Linked DNA regions of Mus musculus: region 1 is linked to region 2. A link is a loop called in an ENCODE intact Hi-C map of the cell type or tissue named here. Cell type or tissue: heart. All regions are shown on one strand.

Evidence for each region. Hi-C counts contacts between places; a loop is a spot of excess contacts. Peaks named below come from ENCODE experiments on the same cell type or tissue, not always from the same donor. Only the 100,000 strongest peaks of a DNase experiment are listed, where the experiment ranks them.
Region 1: it touches region 2 in a loop (4-fold over the local background); 3 of 42 quality-filtered maps call a loop at or near these places.

What each region holds. Positions count from the first base shown.
Region 1 is chr16:11,131,540-11,139,539 of GRCm38, forward strand. Txndc11 (thioredoxin domain containing 11) reads right to left here and starts at 2,993. Exons shown (of 12, transcript NM_029582.2): 1 at 2,729-2,993. The coding sequence starts at 2,970. Zc3h7a (zinc finger CCCH type containing 7 A) reads right to left here. Exons shown (of 23, transcript NM_145931.3): 22 at 7,482-7,645; 23 at 5,055-5,946. The coding sequence ends at 5,757. In heart, a CTCF peak has its summit at 3,014; a DNase peak (open chromatin) is centred at 3,232; H3K4me3 peaks cover 3,319 bases; H3K27ac peaks cover 2,270 bases.
Region 2 is chr16:11,199,471-11,207,470 of GRCm38, forward strand. It overlaps Rsl1d1 (ribosomal L1 domain containing 1), which reads right to left and starts at 3,822. Exons shown (of 9, transcript NM_025546.2): 1 at 3,681-3,822; 2 at 2,848-2,987; 3 at 1,825-1,960; 4 at 101-249; 5 at 1-16. The coding sequence starts at 3,785. It overlaps 2610020C07Rik (RIKEN cDNA 2610020C07 gene), which reads left to right and starts at 3,913. Exons shown (of 3, transcript NR_038156.1): 1 at 3,913-4,277. In heart, no CTCF peak of the experiment used is centred here; a DNase peak (open chromatin) is centred at 3,841; H3K4me3 peaks cover 3,552 bases; H3K27ac peaks cover 2,072 bases.

The DNA.
Region 1 (8,000 bases), 68 kb before region 2:
GCATTTAGACATACACACATAATTCAGTGTTTGTTTGGTTTTTTGGTTTTTGTTTTATTTAAAGCCAAGCATGGTTATACACACCTGTAATGAAAGCACTTGAGTGGAGAAGGCAGTAGGATCAGGAGTCTGAAATCACCTTGGACTACATGAGGCCTAGGCCCAAAAAGAAACAAAAAGAAAACCTGCACGCTTAGCATAAAATAATGCAATCTGGGGATAAATCCAGGTGACATCAACTTATTATTTGTTTACAGGTGCAGAGGAGTTCTTAAAGTTAAAAGTCAGATAAAACACAAACCAAACAAAAACTAAACAGCCAGGAAAGAGAAACACGGCCCTCTGCTCTACCACAGACCCTTTTCATCAATCTCTCAAGTTTTGCTTTACATTTTTCAAAAATTACATGTAAATCAGAGACTTCCTACAACTCTTAAGTTTGTGTAGCACAAACAAAAACAAGAATTGGTAGTGAAAAATAAAGGCATGTTTAAAAACAAAAAAGATGGCCAGGTGTGGTGGCCCAGGCCTTCAATCCCAGCACTCAGGGATGCAGAGGCAGGTGGATCTCTTGAGTATAAGGCCAGCTTGGTCTACACAGTGAGTTCCAGGACAGCCAGGATTACACAGAGAAACCCTGTCTTAGGAGAAAAAAAAAGAAAAAGCTATTGTTTACTGCCTGTGCACATGTGTGTGAGTGCAGGCATTCCCATGGAAGTCAAAGATAACCTGAATCTGTTCTCTGCTTCCACCGTGAGCTCGAAGATGAAACTCACATTGTCAGGCTTGTGCAGTTAAGTGCTTTGCCCACTAAGCCATACTGCTAGCTTGTAAATTCGATTGAAATGAAATCTATACCTTAAATCTCCCTCCTAAAGGCAACTATACACAATGCCACTTTACTCCTAATAAACAAACACAGAAAAGAAAGCAGAATGGATTCATGGAGACTGAGTGCCCATAAACAGAAGTGGGCAAAGATCAGAGGCCCTGAACACCCACAGTAACTCACTGTGGTTCAACTCCAAATTCACCTTCTTATAGACCACCTACTCTGAACTAAGCTAAGCACTCAACACTGAGGAGGGCAGTCATTTATTTCAGAGTTGTACTATGAATAAAATTAAATTTGAAAAACAGACCTGATATATTCTTCCTGAAGCCTCTGTCCTTATTAAAGATCTTAAGGAAAGAGCAACAAAGATGTCAGGGTCAGTTGTACCATAATATCTTAACACCATCCTATCAAACAAAGTCCTTAAAAATTCATCTGAGTTTATTAAAAGGGCTGTCCCATTGCCAGCACCATAGAAAGATGCTTGAGGAAGTGAGGCTGCAGGCTCTCTCTCCCAGCCAAAAGCAGTTGAGGAGCTCATCCTGACAGCTCCTCAGACTGATTTAAACTCTTCAATCTTCTCTCAGAGGTCACCCACCAAGTCACGTGTCTCAGATCAAACACTGAGCACTGTTTTCACAGCTGGGCAAACTGAAGTAAATCAATTCCTTGACGTGGGAAAAGGACTGTTAATATGAATCCAAATGACAGGTTGCAACATTCCACCTTGTAAAATACTTTCTGTATTTTCCTTATAAAGACAGTACCAGTCTAGTTGCTCAAGATTCAAACTCCAGGCCAGGTGTGGTGACAAACACTTTTAGTTGGCTTTAAACACTTTAGCATAGCACCTAACACATTGCAAACACTAAAAAAACGAGTCTCTTCCCCCTAAAACTCCTAATTTTTGGCCCATCTTGACCTCAGGGATCTCATATTGTGTTCATTACACTCAATCTGTGCCCACATAAATCTCCCTCTGGACAGAAGTGCCAAGAGGATATGTCAAGTGATAACAGATTTTATAAACTGCAATGTCAAATGATATACTGATGATCTGAGGCAAGGAGTATAATTGAAATATAAACTTTGTATCTATCTACACAATTTTCTGAAAAGATGCACATTAGCTTCCATTCTTCCTAAACTCCAGCCTACTCAGGCCTTTTCCAAGTTTCACAAAAAGACCAAGCTTGCTCAGACTCCAGATCTTTGCACTTAACTGTTTTGTAATAGCTCTTACCCCAGCTCTTCCACCTCTGCCCCTTCCTTTCCTTGTGTAAGTGGCTAATGCCATTTTCCTATGAAGGCCCTTTCTGCCCTACCCAACCTCATCCTTCTATTCCCTGCATAGCACTTATTAAGGTCTCTGAAGTGTTTGTTTATTGTATATCATCACTTCAATGAGAACTCCAGGGAACGGGGATTTTTGTCTTCAGCATTAACGGGTGCTCAGTACAAACGTGCACTGTCAGTATATCAAAGGCTTGCCTGGATTCCCAAAAGCGACTAAGACCCCTAAATGGCTTGTGAATCATCACACTGCAAGCATTAAGGAAAATGGAATGAATTAAAACTGAGCATTATAGCCTGAGCAAGAATTGACATGTGCACCCCGAGAGACCCCAACAGGTGAGAAGCAGCTCAGAAACAGGGCCAAACGCCCTCGGTACATAATTGATATAGAGCAGCACCCTGGAAACGCCTCCACGCCGAACTAGGAGAGTGGGGGACCGCGGCCGCCGGGAAGGTCAAGCCTGTGGTCGCAGGCAAGGTCAGGCTCGACTTCCCCGAGGAAGACAAACAACCCTCGACCCCGGAGGCCCCGAGCTGGCCCCGCGCAGCCGGGGTGGCATAGCTCTGGCCGCGGAGCCTGAGTCCCGGCAGCCTCACCTGCAAGTGAACTTGAGGGCGAAGAGCAGGGCGCAGCCGAGAGCCACGGCCCCGCACAGCAGCTCTGGCCGCTGGCGCGCCATAAGCGAGGCGCCGCGCAAGCCGCGGCGGATCCGGCCCTCCAAGGACGCCGCCGCCCCGGCAGGGCTGAGGGAGCCTGAGCCCTTGGGGCCGCCACCCTCGTCCTCGGCGTCCTCGCTGTTGTTCCCGCCGCCGCCGCCGCGGCCTCCGCATTCCGACATTACATGCTCCCCGTGGCCGGCTTTATACCGTCGCTGCCGCCACCTCGGGCCCGGGGACCCGGCCCCGCACGTCACTCCCGGACCTCGCAGCCAGCGGCGCTCACTAACCCGGACTCTCCACGTCAGCCACACTTCAGAGATGCCCCGCCCTCCGACTCGGAGCCTGCGCGAATGCCGGCTTCCCGCGAAGCCACGCCCTTTGGGGGCCACGCCCTCGAGCCCATGGAGTCTGCGCGGGTGCTCGCAGCACTCGCGGCCGCGTCAGCCTTCCACCGGTCCCGCCTCTCTTGTAGCGACTCTGCGCAGGCTTGCAGTCACTCAAGCTAGACCTTGTCCTTCATTCACTGCGCTGACGCTACATCCTCGCGTCCGGAAGCTAGTTGGTGGTGTCTCCTTAGCGAGTCCTTCCGTTGGTCGGCCCTTCCGGGTACTGTTAGGGCTCAGATTGTCGCTAGTGCGTCAACACTGTTGACAGACCCTTCAGGACATGGGTGCAGTTTGTTATCTCTGCTTTTCAGAAAGTGGGGCGGGGAGGCCTCGTGCAGAGGCGAGAAGGACTGGAGGACACAGTAATAAAACGGAGACCGGGCTGCTCTGTAATGGGGTAGTAATAACGCTGCATGCCTTCTGCTTCAGTTTCTGCTTGCAGGATTCTACCTTGACTTCCTTCAATGATGGTAAAGTGTAACCAAAACAAACCCTTCCCTCCCCAAGTAGCTTTTGTTCATGTGTTTATTACAACAGTAGAAACCTTGAGACAAGTACTGATAAGTGGTAATTACATTCAACAAAAGAACCCAGCTCTAAGTAAAAGGATGGATGTATATTGTGTAATCCCATTTCTATGACCCATGCTTGATGGGCAAATCCACAGAAACATAGCAGACGTGATTAAAGTTTGGAAAGTATTGGAGTCAGGACATTGTCTGCCTCACGCCTCCAAGCAATAAGAATGCAAGGCCAGCCTAAGATACAGGGTGAATTATCTTCATTTTTCCTCCCAAAATTAGGTTTATATGAGTTGTGTATAATTTTTTAAACCAGGCTTAGTGGCACACAACTGTGGTCCCAACCACTCGAGAAAACCAGAGGACCACTTGTACCAGGACTGCATAGAGTTTTCAAGGCCAGACTATGAAATTTAGCAAGGCCCTATTTCAAAATAAAGTTTTGGTTGGGGCTGGAGACAAGGCTCAGTAGTAAGAATACTGCTGTTGCAGAAAACCCAAGTTTGGTTCTAAATTACAGGTAGTGAACTACCTCATACTTCAGGTAATCTGATGTCCTCCAAGGTACACACACATATAATTAAAAATAAAATCTTTTTGTAAAGTTGGTAGGGAGGGCAAAATAATCTAGATCAAATGTTTCCTATGTGGGGCTGGAGAGATTGCTCAGTGATTAAAAGAGCACTGGTTGTTCTAGAAGACCAGTGTTCAATTCCCAGCATCCACACGAGGCTCATAAAAGTTTATAGCTCTAGTGCTAGGGGATCGGACCTCCATGGGCACTGGTTATAATGTTGTACACATAAAATTGTAAGATTATTTTAACAAAACCACCCAATGGAGATAACCAAGTCCTAACATGTGCCAGTTAGTATTAGTTTTCCATACTATCACCAGAGTCCTGGAGGTGACCCCCATCTCCCACCCCCACCCCACACACTACTCACCTTAACAACCTGCAGTTTGCCCAAACTCTTTCCTAGGCTTCTCAGCATCCTACCTCTTGAGCTTCGTCCTGAGGAAGTGATTCTGATCAGGCAACTAACAGACTGGTTCTTCGTGGAGCCCCTGCCTCACAGGCAGCATGCTGAGCACCCTGGCCCACCAACCACTGCCCTGCTGCTTTCCTCCCTCCTTGCTGCTCCCTGCCTCTGAAAGCTATCAGGGCTGCAGGGAGACGAGCTTTTCTATGTGTCTTGTTCATAGCTATTTCTATGTTCAAAGGCACAGTGTCCACTTAACACAGACAAGGTGCTAGGCTTAAGCCCCAGCACCCCACACACCAAAAAGCAAACAAAACCTCTCTAAAACCCAGTTCCAATAACTCCTGAAGGAGAAAGGACCACACCAAAACTATGAAAGTCATCTCTATGTAAGATCTTTTATTACAAGCAATATTGGTCCATACACTACACAATACCAGCAGTACAAGTTGAATCTTTCAAAAATCATTATTTAAACAGCAAAAGACCAAGAAATAAAATTTGTGTCAATTGATTATTTTCCAAATATTGATGTGCATGATCATCATCGGTTCCCTTGCCACAGTGAGACAGACAAATACAGAAAAACCCATTTAACAGACACTAGTGCTAAATGGTTATTTGGCTTAAAAATCTGAGTTAAGAAAATCCTTTTTAGCAACCTACATACAGATAAGTAGCAGACTTTATTATATTAAATAACTTCATTCCACTAAAACACATAAGGAATTTCATCCATCATGTACTCCGATCCCACTGTGCATTACACTCACTGCTGTGGCTCTGACCTCAGAGTCATCCTCAACCTTACCCCTTCCCCAGCACACCTCATCCGAGCTTCTGTCCAACAGACAGCAACCTGGCAGCAAGTCCCTTCGCCATCTGATGCCAGTGGCTCCGCAAGAGCTTAGCCAGGCCTGTCAAACAGCCTTTTTCCTATCTACTGTGGGTTGCTGCTCAGGAGGAACGATAGATGCCAATCAAGCAGAAATCTGCAGCTCTTCTGCTGTGTGCCTCTCAACACTTGCAATTTTTCTGGTCAGTGCTCTGATTGGGTTACATAAAAGCCAGCATATTACTTTAAATCTTTAAACAAAAAACTATATTTTCCAAAGTCATTATCATTTGGGGCAATTAAGTGATCTTTCCGTGCTTTCTTGAATTTCATCTGTAGGGCCTTTCTTCTTTCTTCCCATTCATGAAGTTCAGCATTTCCATGTGCAAATTTACAGCTGCTTCCTTCTGTGCAGGAGCCATTTATATACCTGTTAGGAGTATATGATGCAATTAGAAATAGGGTCATGACTCTTGAAAACACATTCTCCTCCAGCTGTGTGTCTGATCTGCATACATCTTCTGCAGTCATAAAGTTGGCATTTTCCCTCTCTCTTTTTGCTGCTGGGGATAAAACAGAGGGCCTCCTGCCTACTAAGTACATGTTCCTAACCACAGAGCTGCATCCCAGACCCACTTAGGAAACGTAAGCCCGGGACATAAATCTTCTATGGACACAATATACACAACAGGGAATTAGTACTATGAACTATTTAAAAGTGTTTGTCCGTCAGCAAGTCCTGCAAGGGCTGGGGGCCTAGCTCAGTGAGAAGTGTTGGACATAAAGGAGGTCACTGGGTGCCCGGCTACATTGCTCTCCACCTGATTCCCTTAAAGAGTACCTCACCCAAACTAAGTGAGGCTGCTGGGATCTAAGCTCCAACCGCCCTCTGTCCCTGCCCTTCCTATAGGCAAACATGTCTGGCTTTTCACATGGATTTTGGAGGCTTGAACTCAGGTCCTCATGCCTGTCCAGTAAGTAGTGCTCAAACCTGCTGGATCATCTTCCCTGCCTCAGTTTGGGGGCAAGGTATGTAAAAAGAAAAATATTTTAAGGATTTTATGATATTTAAAATTATCCAACAAGATTCTTTATTTTTGTTTTCTTGTGATATTGGGCCTTATGCATCCCATAACTCTGATTGTGTCCCCAAGTCAGAGGCTCTAAATTTAGTAAGTAAATACAAACAGTAATTTTGAGGGAGGGTTTTTTTTTTCTTCAAGACAGGGTTTCTCTGTGCATCCCTGGCTATCCTGGAACTCACTCTGTAGACCAGGTTAGCCTTGAACTCAGAGATCTGCCTGACTCTGTCTCCAGAATGATGGGACTAAAGGTGTGTGCCACCACCACCTAGTACTTGTTTTTTATTTTATATGTATATGAATATGCCTGAGTATGTATGAGACTGAAAGATCATGTCTCATCCCTTGGAACTGAAGTTACAGGTAGCTGTAAGCCACTTGATATGTGTAATAAGAAGCAGATCTGGGGCCTCTCAAAAAGCAGCAGGTGCTCCTGACTGCTAAGCCATCCCTCCAACCCAATGCTATATTCTTTTTTTTTATTAGATATTCCCTTTATTTACATTTCAAATGTTATCCCCTTTCCTAGTTTCCCCTCCAAAAATCCCCTATCCCCTCCCCCCACTCCCCAACCCAACCACTCCTGCTGCTAAGCCATCCCTCCAACCCAATGCTATATTCTAAGTTTATATAGAAAATATAACTTAAAAGCCACTAATTTTCTGAGCATTGATTATGAGCAAAGACATGCCAGAGCTCTGAAACTCCAAAGGTGGTGAAAGTGTGGGCAGGTGCACCTGGATACCCTTCCTGGGGGCCCCAGCGCCTGCCAGGTCACAGCACCAGGCTACCACCCACTTCCTACTCTAGCTGCAGATAAAAAGACCATGGAAGGGCCATGGGCTCAGCCCTCTCCACAGGGAACCCTCAGGGGCCTACACACCTCTCACAAATACTGAAGTACCCAGTGGGGAAGCGGTGCTGCCAGCAGTACTGGTCATCCTCAGTGTGGAAAACCTTCTCCTTGTGCTTCTCAGAGGAGATGTGGTCTTGCCATTGCTTCTCACTGTTACAGTTCTTCCCACACATCCAGCAGTGGAAGTCCACCTAAGAGTGCAGGGAGATGTGCTGCCTGAGAGCCTGGACCTCTCACTGCTGCCTGAGATTAGTCCAGGCTTCACTCTGGGGAAGCCAGGCAAGGGACATATAATCCAAAACCAGACATAGTATCAGTACAGGACCAACTACAGTATGGGGACAGAAGCCAAAGCACAAGAAGCTAAGTAGTGCTCATCCAGAGAAGCTGCTGTACAAACTAGGTCATTTGAAAGGCAGTTAAGTATTCTGGGCAGAATTAACACCCTGAGGAAAAGCAGGAGCAGCACAAGGTCAGAGCAGGCCAGCTCTAGAATAACCAGCAGCAATTCTACACAAGTGAGTCTCTCAACAACACTAGATTTGC
Region 2 (8,000 bases):
CACAGACACTGGAACTCTATAAAAGCACACAGGCATCAGAACATTGGAGACACACAGAAACCCCATACCAGTCAAGTCCAGTCACTGCAAATAAACTCACTTCTTTCTCTGATAAAAATGCCTCCCTATGTGTGAGGGCAAATGCCGTCGAATTCTCGCATCAGTAATAAAGACTTCAAAGCTACCCAGGAGGCGGAGCTTGGCTTCATAGGCTTTATATTCTGTTTTTAAAGTTTTAAAAGGGATAATCTAGAATACAGAAACAAGACCAAAACCATAAAATGTTAAGCATCTAAAACAGAAGGAGAAATATTTAACACTTCCGATTCAGACTGGTCCTAGAGCCATGCCCCTCTCGGATTAATAAATTCCTAAGCAGCTAAAATATGCTAGAGGCCTAGCCAGATGGTGGGAGACCCTGAGAGGAACGATCAAGGAGCCTGGATAAAATCCCAGCATGTCAGCCAGGCACTGAAGTATATGACATAACTTGTTCTTGGGAATTTCAGGTTGGAGAATACTAACTTTGAGGGTAGCCCAGCAATTGAGCAAGATGCTATCTCAAACAAAATAAAACGAGCTGCAGAGACAGACAGCTTAGTGGTTAAAAGCATTAGTTTCTCTTACAGAGGACCTGGGTTTGATTCCACCACCCACATAGTAGCTCGTGGCCATGTGTATCTCTCTCCAGGTCCAGGGAATTCAAGACTCTCTTCTGATCTACATGGGTACTTATATAAGGTGCATAGACACATGTAGACAAAACACCCAGGCTGAGCGGTGGTGGCGCATGCCTTTAATCCAAGCACTTGGGAGGTAGAGGCAAGTGGATTTCTGAGTTCTAAGACAGCCTGGTCTACAAAGTGAGTTCCAGGACAGCCAGGGCTAAACAGAAAAAAATACCAGTCTCGAAGAAAAAAAAAAAAAAAAAAAAAAACCAACCAACCAACCAAAAAAACCAAAAACCACCCACTTTTAAAAAAGCAAGGGTATTGTGGGTGGGGAGGTAGCAGCACTTGATATAGAGGTGTAAAAGTTAAATCTATTCTGAGTTAGAGGCTAGCCTGGTCTACATTTCAAGTTTGGGGTAGAGTCTAGCATGTGTAAGTTTGATCTAACATGTGTAAAGTTTTGGATTCAATTCCTACTACCAGGAGAAATATAAAGAAACAGACTACAAATATAAACAAATAATCACAAGCCAGAGCCAGACATGTGATGCTCTACAAGTACACAAAAAATTAGGTTTTTAAGCAATCTGCAACGGGAGTATAGATGGCTCAGTGCTTTGGAGCCGACTGCTCTTAGAACACATGAAAACAACCTTCTACAACTCCAGTTGCGGGGAACCCCATTCTCCCTTAGGCACTCTGCTCAAGACAACTAAAAATAAGATATGAAATCTGACATGCATTTAGCTTTTCAGACACCAATCAGAATACCACCTTTAGCAAAAGCAAATACAGCCAACAATGACATTACAGTGGCAATTACATTAAAAAGAGAAAAACGGGCTGGAGAGATGGCTTGGTAGTTAAGAGAACTTGACGCTCTTTTGAAGGACCTGCGTTTTATTTCCCACACCAATCAGGCAGCTTACAACCACCTGAAACCCTAACTCCAGGAGACTTCAAACCCTTTTCTGGCCATGGAAGACACCTGCATCCACACGGTGCATGCATGTTAGGAACACACATCATAGCCATAAAAGAATAAAATAAAATTACAATGAAAATAGACCTGAAAGATCAAGAATTACAGCAGTGTATCGTACTTCATTTCTATGAAGTCTTTGAAAGGACTTCAACGCATCAGCACACCTACCTGAGAGATAGTGTTAACTCCGTGTTTTTTCAAAAGCTTTTTATAGAAACCTTCTGTCTGTTCAGGTGAATCGAATTCATCTTTTGTGAAGAGACATACATCTGAGGATTCGGAGAGAATGCTATGAGGCAAAGGTCTGCAAAACACGACAAAAAAGGCCAGAAAGTACGTGGGTTATTCACAACACATGCTTACTCTCATTCAAGGTCATTGTTGACCTAGGAGAGCTAAGGAGAACATACAATACATGCAGGCAAGCCAGATGAATCAGTGGGTGAAAACCTGTGCTCAGTGCCAGGCCTAACAACCAGAGCTCAAGCTCCAGGACCAACATGGTAGGGAGAAATGGCACTGACTGCCACATGCGTGCACCCAATACTCCAGACAGACAGACAAACACAAATAAATGCTCTTTAAAAATATTTTTAGTTATTTGTTTTCATGTCATTGTTTCTCTGTCTTAGAATACGCTCTGAAGATAGGGCTGGCCTCGAATTCAAGAGATCTGCCTGCCTCTGCCACTTCTGGCTCTAAAAGAGAAAATATTGGGCTAGAGAGACCAAATGCAGGATTGTACACACTCAGCAGTTAAGAGCACTTGCTGCTTTCCCAGGAGATCTGATTTCTGTCACCTGTACCAACACTGGGCTGCTCACAACCTCTTATCTCTGCAGTCTAGGTGGTCTGACATCCTCTTTTGGCTTCTGCAAGCACTGGACACATGTGGCCCACATTCTTACACTCACACTCTGAGTTTTAAAAATTAAAGGGGGTGGGCGGCTGGAGAGATGGCTCAGCGGTTAAGAGCACTGACTGCCCTTCCAGAGATCCTGTGTTCAATTCCTAGCAACCACATGGTGGCTCACAACCATCTGTAATGAGGTCTGATGCCCTCTTCTGGTGTGTTTGAAGACAGCAACAGTATACTCACATACATAAAATAAATAAATGTTAAAAAAAAAAAACAGCCAAAAAACAAAAAAATCCAACCAAACAACTCTCAAGAGATAAATAATTACTTACACTTTGACCCGAAGTTCTTTCTCTGGAATTTTCCATAATATCACCATTAAAAATAAATTTTCGCTCCCACTCAACAGCAATTCATTATTGTTTTTTTTGGACTTTGAGCGATTAGATATTACTTCCACTGCCTTTCTAATCTGCAGAGACAGAGAATAAGTTAATTTTCTCAATCTATGTTAATTGCTCCCACACAGACATATCTGCTTCCTTTGCTCCTTTGGGGGGCGGGGGGCGTTTCAAGAGAGGGTTTTCCTATATAGCTCTGGCCAACCTGGAATACTTAGTCCAGGCTGGCGTCGAATTCAAAAGATTCGCCTGTCTCCCGTGTGCTGGGATTAAAGGCGTGCGCCACAAAGCCTGGCGCTCCTCTTTCTATTGGGCAAATTTCATCAGCGTATCGGGATATTACAATTTGTACCCATTGCAATGTAAGAACCCGTCTAAAACATCTAAGGACTTGCTTCCAAAATCTGTTTACAGGTTGTCCTTTCTACGTAAGAGGACTATTCGGAAGCTTCTCCTGCCCTCTATGAGAAAGGAAGCGGTCAGGAAAGGCGCGTTGGCCCTGCTACCAACACTTTGTGCACGGACACATGACCTGTGATGCTGCAGAACCGAGCGCAGAAGCCCGCTTTCCACAGGAGGCAAACAGGCCAGAAGTGTGAGAAGAGCGAGCCCGCTGGGTGCGTTCCCAGAGGCCAGCCTCGAGCTCCGGAGAGCCCACGCGGTCGCGGGCCCACTTCATTTCCAGCCTCTCGCCCCACACCCTGCGCCGAACGCGGGTCCTAACCACCCTGCTTCCCGAATCGTCGTCCCCAAAAGCCACTCGCCTGCTCTCTGTCCAGCTGTAAAAGAGCGGTCGGGGTCACTTGCACGTCGGTGGTGGTCGCCTCAGCGACCGAGGCACTGGGAGATTCGGACGCAGAGCCCTTCATGTCGCCTCGTGTGGAAGGCCTGTAGAAGTCAGAGCTCATGCGCAGCCCGGAGGCCCGGAACCGGAAAGCAGTCAGTAACACTGCGAGGGGGAGGGGTATCACGTCATTTCCGGCGAGGCGCGAAATTAGATGTTGGGCCCGCCCTCTTGGGTAGATGGTGTTGCGGTCGTAGACTGTGCCCAGAGTTATTCTAGCGGCAGCATCTCCTTTGCCTCCGACTCTTTCTAAGGCTGCAGGCCTGAAAAACCCTGTCGCTCCTTCCGGAGGACACCGAGCGAGCGCCCTAAGGAGAGACTAAAGCCCTCTCTTCAATCCCGTGCTGTCTTCTGCAGAGCGGGAAGCCGTGGCTCCTCCATTCCTTTCTGGCTTCAGGCGTCGGTTTCCCCAAATTGGTGGTATTCCCAGGAAATAAAGAGAAACTGCCAACGCTAGGCGCGGGATGCTGCGCGAGAAACGAAAAAATGAGTCGGTCTCTCAGGAGCTTCGGCCCAGGTAAGACCTTGCGTGAGTGTGAAGGGATAACTTTAGTGTAGGAGAGAATACGCCAGAACGTCCTATGAGTAGTTGCCAAGCATGCCCACTGTGGTGACCGTGCCCAATACCCCGTATTCGAGGTTGTTCTCAGTCAGTTCAGGGAGCTCTCAATAGTACCACCAGTTTTTATTTTCGATTAGTTCGAGACAGAGCCTCTATTGAGACAGAGTATTATTGAGACAGGGTCTCTATTATTGAGACAGGGTCTCTATTATGGCAATTCTGGCTATTCTGGAACTCTATATAGACAGGTCTGACCTCGAACTCACTGAGATCCTCCTGCTTCAGGTTTCAGAGTGCTAGGATTAAAAGCATCCACCAATACGCCCCCACTTAAGTCAAACTCTTCCTATATCACCCAGGGTTACCCGAGTGAGCCTCCTCCTCTACGTCTCAGATGCTAGATTTACAAGAGTGAGCGAGTCCCCTGCCCCCACCTTGTACCGGCACAGTTACATAATTTATTTAGAAATTTTTATGTGAATGTTAAGGATAGTGACAGGTTCAGCTAGCTGTGTGGGAATAAAATGCTCTCCATTGTCAGATGTCTTCCAAAAGTGCTCCTGTGAAGGGACCATGCTCTGCTAGTGTCTGTTGAGGGAGGACCTTGTCCTAATTTAACTTGTAGAATACAAGTCCTTGGCACCTGCTTCTACTTGGCTATTTAGAATCTAGTATAAGATGGACTTTTAACATATTGCAGTGACTTGCTACACTGGGCTTGAGGTATGCAGGCTAACACACTCCAAAGAGCATTGGTGGTCTTAGGTGTTCTCTTGCCTGTATTCAAGTTTGAGAACCAGACGTTTTTGGTTTTTCGAGACAGGGTTTCTCTGTGTAACAGCCCTGGCTGCCCTGGATCTCACTTTGTAGGCCAGGCTGACCTTTAGCTCACAGGAATCTGCCTGCCTCTGCCTCCCAGTGCTGGGAGTAGGGCTTTTTTATTTTATGTATATGTTTTACTTGCCTGTGTATCTGTACACCACATGTGGGAAGTGCTAGTGTAGATCCTCTTAGAACTAGAATTACAGATGGTTGGAAACCACCGTGCGAATGCTGAGAATCAAACTGTAGTCTTCTGGAAGAGCAAGCAGTACTCTTGACACCATCTCTCCAGCCCCAAGCACCAGACTTTTGAGCCAAGGAAATTCCATGAATTCAGATGATAGATCCTTGAGGCGATTGGAAACAGTAAGTGTCTAGAGCCAAAGAATTGCAAAATTGAAGAAATAGGCTTTTAAAACTGACAGGGGGCCTAGTTACCAAACTTCACTTACATTCTGGGCTACAGAACAATACTCTCATCTCAGTGTCATTTCTGAAATTAGACTTATGATTACTGTTAGGCGTGTAATTTTTGTCTTTACAACTCCCTCTCATTCACTCATTTGTAAGGTGGCCCTCCCTAGAGAGAGGGAAGCCAGATGCTATGCTGTGAGACTACGTGGGCAGCCAGCTAGTAACCACATGCATGAAGGTGGAAGGAAAGCCTTCTTTGTAGACACAAGAGAGACTCCAAGTCAGAGCCCTTTAGCTGTGCTGCTCCTAGCTTTCTCATAAAACACAAATAAGCCTTTGCTAATTTTAGCTGCCGTTCTCTATCAATAGGTATTTGATAGAAATTTATAGCCCTCCCACTCACATATTCAACTGTATAATTAATATTTGAACTTTTGTACCTCCCATTCACCATTTTTACCATGATCTCATATGATGCCCTCAGCTTGCCCTTGTATTTCCTTTCTCAGTATTGAATACTTCTAAGACAAAGAGAGTTATTTGTAAGTCTTTTCTCTTCATCCCTCAGTTTGATGAATAATAGTCTGCAGTGTGGGCTTGGCGGCTCACATCCCTAACACCAACACTCAGAATTATAGGATTAAGGATTTCAACGTAAGCCTTAGCCACCTGGCACGGTTAAGGCCGGTCTAAGCAACATGAGACCATTTCAAAATAAAGCCTTGGAGATACATGGAAACCTAGATAATCCACAAATTCCTGAGCATGAATTACTGGACAAATGGGCAATACTAATAATTATTAATAAGATTTAAAAATGAAGAAAAAGGAACAGATTTGGAAGCTATTGGAATGAGTTCTTTTTTTTTTTAATTTTTTTTTTTAATTTTTTTTTTATTAGGTATTTTCCTCGTTTACATTTTCAATGCTATCCCAAAGGTCCCCCATACCCACCCCCCGGAATGAGTTCTTTGGTGGGATGACTCAGTGGGTCCAGATACCTGCCATCAGACCTGTAACCTGAGTTTGATTCAAAGAATCTACATCATGAATAGAGAAATCAGACCCCTGCAAGTTGCCCTCAGATTTCCACATGTGAGTTCTGGCCCATGAGCCATGGCACAGATGTGCCCACGTGAATGCATACACACAAGAAAATGCAATTAAGAAACAATTTTAAAAATACTCTTTTTCACTATTTCAAGCTTAAAGTTCCAGTGCTATATCTAAGTAATTCTGGGATGTGGAGAAAGATGTTTCTGAGAAAAAAAGAAAGCTTAAACATCATCTGCATAAGGATGGTTACAGCTGTGGAAGTAGATGAGAAATAGAGAGCCAAAACAGAGCCATCAAGAAATCTTTAATTGTGGATTAGAAGAGAAGAGAGTTAAGGAAAAGAGAAGAAAGTGTGGGTTGGGGACACAGACCCAGCATAAGAATGGCCATTCTCATCCAAACTACCACACCAGCTAGCACAATATCTCATATCAACCTCCTCCAGTATCTCCTCATATTTGGAACACATTTTAATTGATGGATGAACAGGGGGCAGGACTGTTAGAAATAATGGGAGGTATGGCCTTGTTGGAGGAAGTGTGTCACTGAAGGTAAGCTTTGAGGTTCCAAACGCTCGAGCCAGGCCAGGGTCTCTCTCTCCCTGCTTCCTGCGGCTGTGGAATCTGGGTGTGTTTCTCTCCAGCACCACATCTGGGTGGATTCTGCCCTACTCCTGCCATGATAATGGACTGATAACCCCCTCAAACTGTAAGCAAGCTCCAATTAGATGTTTTCCTTTATAAGAGTTGTATTGGTTATGGGATCTCTCTTTTTTTTTTTTTTTTTTTTGAGACAGGGTTTCTCTGTGTAGCCCTGGATGTCCTGGGACTCACTCTGTAGACCAGGCTGGCCTCGAACTCAGAAATTGCCTGCCTCTGCCTCCCAAGTGCTGGGATTAAAGGTGTGTGCCACCACTGCCTGGAAGTTATGGTGTCTCTTAACAGAAATAGAACATTGACGAAGACAGTTTCATAGTTTTCAACTTGATGCAAGCTAGAGTCATCTGGGAGGAGGAAATCTCAGGTGAGGAAATACCTGCATCAATAGACCTGGCTCTTAGGGAAGTCTATAGGACACTTTTTGAAATAATGATGTGGATGGACTCAGCCTACTCTTAGTGATGCTACCCTAGGAAAAGGGGGCCTGAAGGTAAGAGGAACAACTAAGTAAGCAGTATTCTTCCATGGTCTCTGCTTCCGGTCCTCCCTTCAAGTTCCTGCCTTGAGGTTTTACACTGATTTACCTCAGTGATGGAACACAACGTGAAAATGAAATTAATCCATGTATTTTGGTCAGTGTTTTATCCCAGTAGTAAAAATTAAAGACAGATGTCTTCCTCAGTTGCTTTTTCATCATATTTTCTCAGACAGAGTCTCTAACTAACTG